2 separate regions of the Homo sapiens genome follow, and region 2 is linked to region 1. Evidence: chromatin loops called from intact Hi-C (ENCODE). Cell type or tissue: mammary epithelial cell. All regions are shown on one strand. Each heading gives the region's core, and the rest is flanking DNA. Links, peaks and the distances in the headings are about the cores only.

Region 1 (2,922 bases), core at 139-2,638:
TTTAGTCCTGCATATGAATCAATAATTTTGTTTAAAACTTTATGTCTATTGACAAGGGTTCCTGACAAGCTGGCTTTTTCTATTAGCCTATTCCAGGAAGCATCTCTTTTCAACTACATTAGAGTATCTTTAAAGTTGATTAAATGTATTGGCTGGATATAGCTTTCTATTGAAGATGAGAGTGATTTGAAATCACTTAAGAAAAAGATTGCTTATAGAATTTATGGAAACATCCCAAGTACACCAATTTTTACTTTCTTATATTAATTCTTGTTGAAGAGTTTTCTTCTTTGAGCTACCAATTCAGTGTTTTTTTTTTTCCTTAACAATATGTTAGACAAGAGATGGATTCACATGGATCTCTTATTTCTTCTCAGTCCAAGTTCTACACATGAGAAAATTTTGAAACCCCCTTTTTTTTTTTGAGACGGAGTCTTGCTGTCACCCAGGCTGGAGTGCAGTGGCGCTAATTCAGCTCACTGCAACCTCCTCCTCCCAGATTCAAGTTATTCTCCTGCGTCAGCCTCTCAAGTAGCTGTAAATGCCTTTATTTTAAGGAAGAACATGTTTAAAGGTCCAATCTTAAAGGGGTTGATCAATTTTTATGTATGTATATACCCATGTAACTACCACTAAGATCAAGAGACAGGACTTTCTTAGCTCCTCACGAGGTGTTCTTCCCAGTCAGCCCTGCGCCCGAGCTGCCCACCTCTCTGTGTTCTATGACCATCCATGAGGTTTACATCTTGCTGAACTTCATAAATGTTATCATGCAGAATGTCATCCTTGTGTCTGTCTTCTTTCACTTTACATATTGGCTGTATGCAGAGGCTATTTCATCTATTTAAGGCAAATACAGGCTATTTAACACGAGAAATTAAAAAGAAGGTTTTTGTTTTTTTATTTCGTCTCTGATAAAAAAAAAGATCTCCTATTTCTCACCCCCCTTGCCTCTAGCAACAACCATTCTACTCCCTGCTTCTATGAGTTTGACTATTTTAGATACTTAATATAAGAGGAATCATGCAGTATTTGTCTCTATGACTGGCTTACTTTACACAGCGTAATGTCCTCAAAGTTCATTCATGCTGCTGTGTATTATAGAATTTCCTTGTTTTTAAAGGCTGAAGATTATTTCACTGCGTTTATATACCACATTTTCTTTATTCATTCATCTGTTGATGGACATGTAGGTTGTTTTCACATCTTGATTATTGCGAATAATGGTGCTGCAATGAACAAAGGACAGGCATAAAATTTTAGTTATGCAAGATGAATAAGCTCAAGACGTTTACTGTGAAACATTGTACCTATAGTCAACAATAATGTACACTTAAATATTTGCTAAGAGAGTATATCTCATGTTAAGTGTTCTTACTAAGAAATTAATCAATGTGATAATCCCCTTGACAAGATTCTGGTGATTCCTTTAAGGCCTACCTCCCAGAGGAGTTTACCTGCAGTGTGGGAGTTTGTGCCAAATTCAACCCCTTCTGGGCACAGGGTAGCATGTCCATGTCTGCCACCTTGTGGTTAGATGGGGCCACTGACAGCGGAAATTAACCTGTCATTTTTGAGCTGGAGCATTTAGTTGATGGTGGGTGACCATCCAGAGATCTCTTGCTCTCTGCCAGGGTGACAAGCATGTTCTAGAAAGGCGCTGCTGCATTAGCCTGAGGGCGGAATAAATGGATGGTACATAGCAAACCTACCAGTTGACAGACGTTCATGTGAAAAGAAAGAAACCATTGTCGTTTTAAGCTGCTAGGATTTGGTGGTCCTTTGTTATCAAAGCATAACAGTGTATGCTGATAGATTCCGAGGGTGAGATGTAAAATTTGAGTAGGAATCACAGGAAGTGATGAACTCATTATTTTTAACTGTGGTGGTGTAGATGTCAGGAAAAGCTTCACAGAGTTTCTGGTTTTTAAGCTAAATCTTGAGGTTGTGAGCAGTTTTGTACATTTTTTTTTAAGGAAAACAAGCATTAAGTTTGACATGTGCTTTAATATTAGCAATATAACACATTTAAGTTTCCAAAAATTTTCTTATATTGAGTAAGATAATAGACTATTTTTCAAAGAAAACATCCATGAGAACTCCTAGCTTTGACTTAAATTATTTTTATTGTAATAATGCTAAAATATATATTAATTTTTTATATCTATTATGGTTATAGCTCACATATTGCTTTAAATTTGAAGCAAATTTAACATGTCATACTTTAATAAAAAGTTTTCAAAAATTTCTAACAAACTTGGGGGGTTCTAATGAGAGTTCCTTAAGATATAATAAATAATAATTTTTTTTTTGAGACAGAGTCTCACACGGTGGCCCAGGCTGTAGTGCAGTGGCACGATCTCTGCTCACTGCAACTTCCGCCTCCTGGGTTCAAGCAATTCTCCTGCCTCAGCCTCCCGAGCAGCTGAGATTAGTAGCCACCATGCCCGGCTAATTTTTTGTATTTTTATTAGAGACGGAGTTTCACCATGTTGGCCAGGCTGGTCTCGAACTCCTGACCTCGTGATCTGCCTGCCTCAGCCTCCCAAAGTGCTGGGATTATAGGCGTGAGCCACCATGCCCAGCCATAAATAATAATATTCTATATTCTGGTTAAATTTAAAGTTATTTTTACTAAAAGTCTTTAACAAAGTACTTTGGTAAATTGATACCAATGGAAACTCCAAAATTAACAACATTCAAATTAATTTGGCATGACAAATGATGTTTTAATTAATTGCTAAAATTTAGTTTAATGTTATAAAAATATGCTTGGATAGTTTCTATTTTACTTGTGGTTAACTTGAATCCTTAAATTTGATTATTATGGACCATCATCTGAGTCACTAACACCGTTGATATTTTTTTCTTTTAAACACTACACAATTTTAAAATGACTCTAGCATCATTTCAATGAGCCAG
Region 2 (2,922 bases), core at 226-2,725, 830 kb after region 1:
TGACAGAAACTCCTTGAAAGACTCCTATGGGATTGCAATTCTCATTAAGTCCACAATTCTATTACCTCCAAAGTTCTTTTATATAGTACTGTCCTAGATTAAATGGCAGTAAATGTATGGGGTAAAAACAAACAAAAAAATTACTGAAAAAAATGATATGTTATCCTGCAAACAGTGAGGGATAAAAAGAACTGAAGATATTATCCTGAAGAATCCTGGAATATAAGAACTCGACCCAGAAACTGAGACTAGCAAATGACAAGGAATAGCGAGTGGGATAGAAAGAAAAACATAAGAATGTGACATCACAGATGCAGAGGAAAGAAGAGCTTTCAGGAAGGAAAGAGTGTGCAGTAATTTCAGTGCTGTTGAGAAGTCAAGTGAGATAATGATTGAAAGTATGCATTAGATGTAGTGATTAGGAAGAGATGTTGGTGATTTGAAGAAGAGAACCTTTTGAGGAATTGTGGGGGCATAAGCCGGACTGCAATGGGTAGAAATGTGACTGGGAAAGCGAAAAAGAAAAGGGCAAATATAGACAACTCTGCAAAAATAATAGTAATAATAATGGTTATGAAATACAGGAGAAATGGGAAAGTTGAAGAATGATACAGTCTAGGGTAATGGTTTTAATGAGAAAATATGACTACGTTACAAGTTAATACAAGAACTCTTTTTTTTTTTTTTTTTTTTTTGAGACAGAGCCTTACTCTGTTGCCCAGGCTGGAGTGTATTGGTGCAATCCTGGCTCACTGCAACCTCTGGCTCGCCTCCCGAGTAGCTGGGATTACAGGTGTGCACTACGACGTAGAGAGGGGATTTCGCCTTGTTGGCCAGGCTGGTCTTGAACTCCTGGCCTCAAGCAATCTGCCCCTGCTCAGCCTCCCAACATGCTGGTATTGCAGGTGTGAGCCACTGCACCCGACAAGTTAATATGAGAACTCTTCTAAGCAAAATGAAGTAAATCCTGTAAGCCAATATTTCACTGTAAGAATGGGAAAAGCTGGAAATTTAAAACTATCATATTTTTAGGGGATTTGGAGACCTGTAGAATCAAAGAGAACTAGATAAACTAAAATTCCAGGGGAAAGAAAACTGTTTCAAGATGAGTCAAAAATGGTCAGCCCATCCTCCCGCACCCCCTACTCCTGTCCCACATACACATAACACTTTAACAAAAAAAAAAAAGAAAGAAAGAAAATATTTTCTGAGGCTTTACTATACAAATTATCTCATAACCCATGTTTTCCTCTGGCTATGCATCCACCACCCTTACTGAGAAGATAAGGAATCCCACCTGGTCCTATGGCTCCACCTAGTGTCGCCATTGGGGAGCAATTTAACTGCCTTGAGACTAGCTACAGAGGTTGGTTGGGAATGATGTATTTGCTTTACTGTCTTGCCTTCCTCTTCTAGGAGATCATGATTAGCAGCCTTAAAGAAGAGTCTGTGATTAATTAGACCTGAACCTCTCCTCACAGGAAACGAGTGAGAACATTTTCATTCCAAAGGGATAAAAAGGAATCCCATATTGTGACTTGGGAGCTGGATATATAGGTAGCATATGAGAGGATCTGCATGGGAAAGGGGGTGAACTGCTTTGAGACGCAAACTTATGCATCTTTTCAATAACTTTTCTTTCTCCCTCTTGATTTAATGCTACTTTTGGTCTTGGGTGGAAAATTTCCCCACTAAGTATGGGAGCTGATGTCCAGAAAGGTCAGGAGACTGAATGTGACAATCCAGAAGGGCAGGAGTTAGCTCCTCCAAGGGTAAAATATGACCAGTGAAGAACAAGGACCAAGCAAATAAGTGACTTCTTTTTTTCTTCAGCAAGCCGTCCAAGGTATGGCTTTTCCTTACAATCCAGCTGGAGAAGCCCTGCACCAAGTAGCCACCTGCTGACTTCTTGGCTTGTGAAGGCAGAGGCAGCACAATGGCACCCATCACATCACACTGCTTAGTATCTTCCCTTCCCTCACCTCCGTCCCTCCTTTCCAATAACTGACCTGAGTGTGCACAACCCAAATGAGCCGCTGGCATCTTAATCCTAGCTTCAGCCTCTGCTTTCTAGAGAACCTGCCTAAAACACTCTCTCTCTATATATATATATACACACATATCTATATCTATAGATATATACATATGTATGTGTATACACATAGATATAGATATATATTTAGACAGAGTCTTGCTCTGTCACTCAAACTGGAATGTAGTGGTGCCATCATAGTTCACTGCAGCCTTGAACTCCTGGGTTCCAGCAACCCTCCTGCATCAGTCCCCTGTGTAGCTAAGACTACAGGGGCACGCCACCACACCTGGCTAATTTTTTTTTAATATATTTCTTAAAGAAACAGGGACTTGCTCTGTTGCCTAGAGTGGTCTCAAACTCCTAGCCTTAAAAAAATTCTCCTGCCTCAGCCTCCCAAAGTGTTATGATTACAGGCATTCAATGCACCCGGCCTATCTCTCTCTCTCTCTTTTTAAAAAATCTATAATAGTCTCCCCTCCACTTTTTCCTTAAAATGTATTTGTTAAAGAAATTCTGTTGTAAGTTTGACACTCTAGGTTTGACTAATTACATCCCCAGGGTGTAATTCTCTTGGCTGGTAGTTACAAGTGAAGCTAGATCAAATTGAAGTCTGAGCTTTTTTGGCAATAATACTTTTTAGATTGAGCCGGAGACTCATATTGTGTCATTTTATTGTCTGGTTGTCTCCACTTAGTGGTTTTAAAAGTGTCAGCCCAATCCATTTATTATAAAGTTCCCCATCAGATTATCACCTGATGATTTCAGGAGCCATTGAAGGACATTATCTAGATTCATTACTTCATTGGGGATTACAAACGGTGATATTATGATTTTCTCATTCCTTTATTAGATAGACTTCTTATAAAAGGAAGGACATTTTCTTATCA

The links. A loop is a pair of places that touch in the nucleus more often than their neighbours do. Peaks named below come from ENCODE experiments on the same cell type or tissue, not always from the same donor. Only the 100,000 strongest peaks of a DNase experiment are listed, where the experiment ranks them.
Region 2: it touches region 1 in a loop (8-fold over the local background); 9 of 110 quality-filtered maps call a loop at or near these places.

What each region holds. Positions count from the first base shown.
Region 1 is chr5:42,055,906-42,058,827 of GRCh38, forward strand. No RefSeq gene overlaps it. Among named protein-coding and RNA genes, the nearest start is that of LINC02996, 120 kb to the right of the region's middle. In mammary epithelial cell, for the core only: a CTCF peak has its summit at 1,526 (motif pointing left); no DNase peak of the experiment used is centred there; H3K27ac peaks cover 28 bases.
Region 2 is chr5:42,888,201-42,891,122 of GRCh38, forward strand. No RefSeq gene overlaps it. Among named protein-coding and RNA genes, the nearest start is that of SELENOP, 78 kb to the left of the region's middle. In mammary epithelial cell, for the core only: a CTCF peak has its summit at 1,313 (motif pointing left); a DNase peak (open chromatin) is centred at 1,301.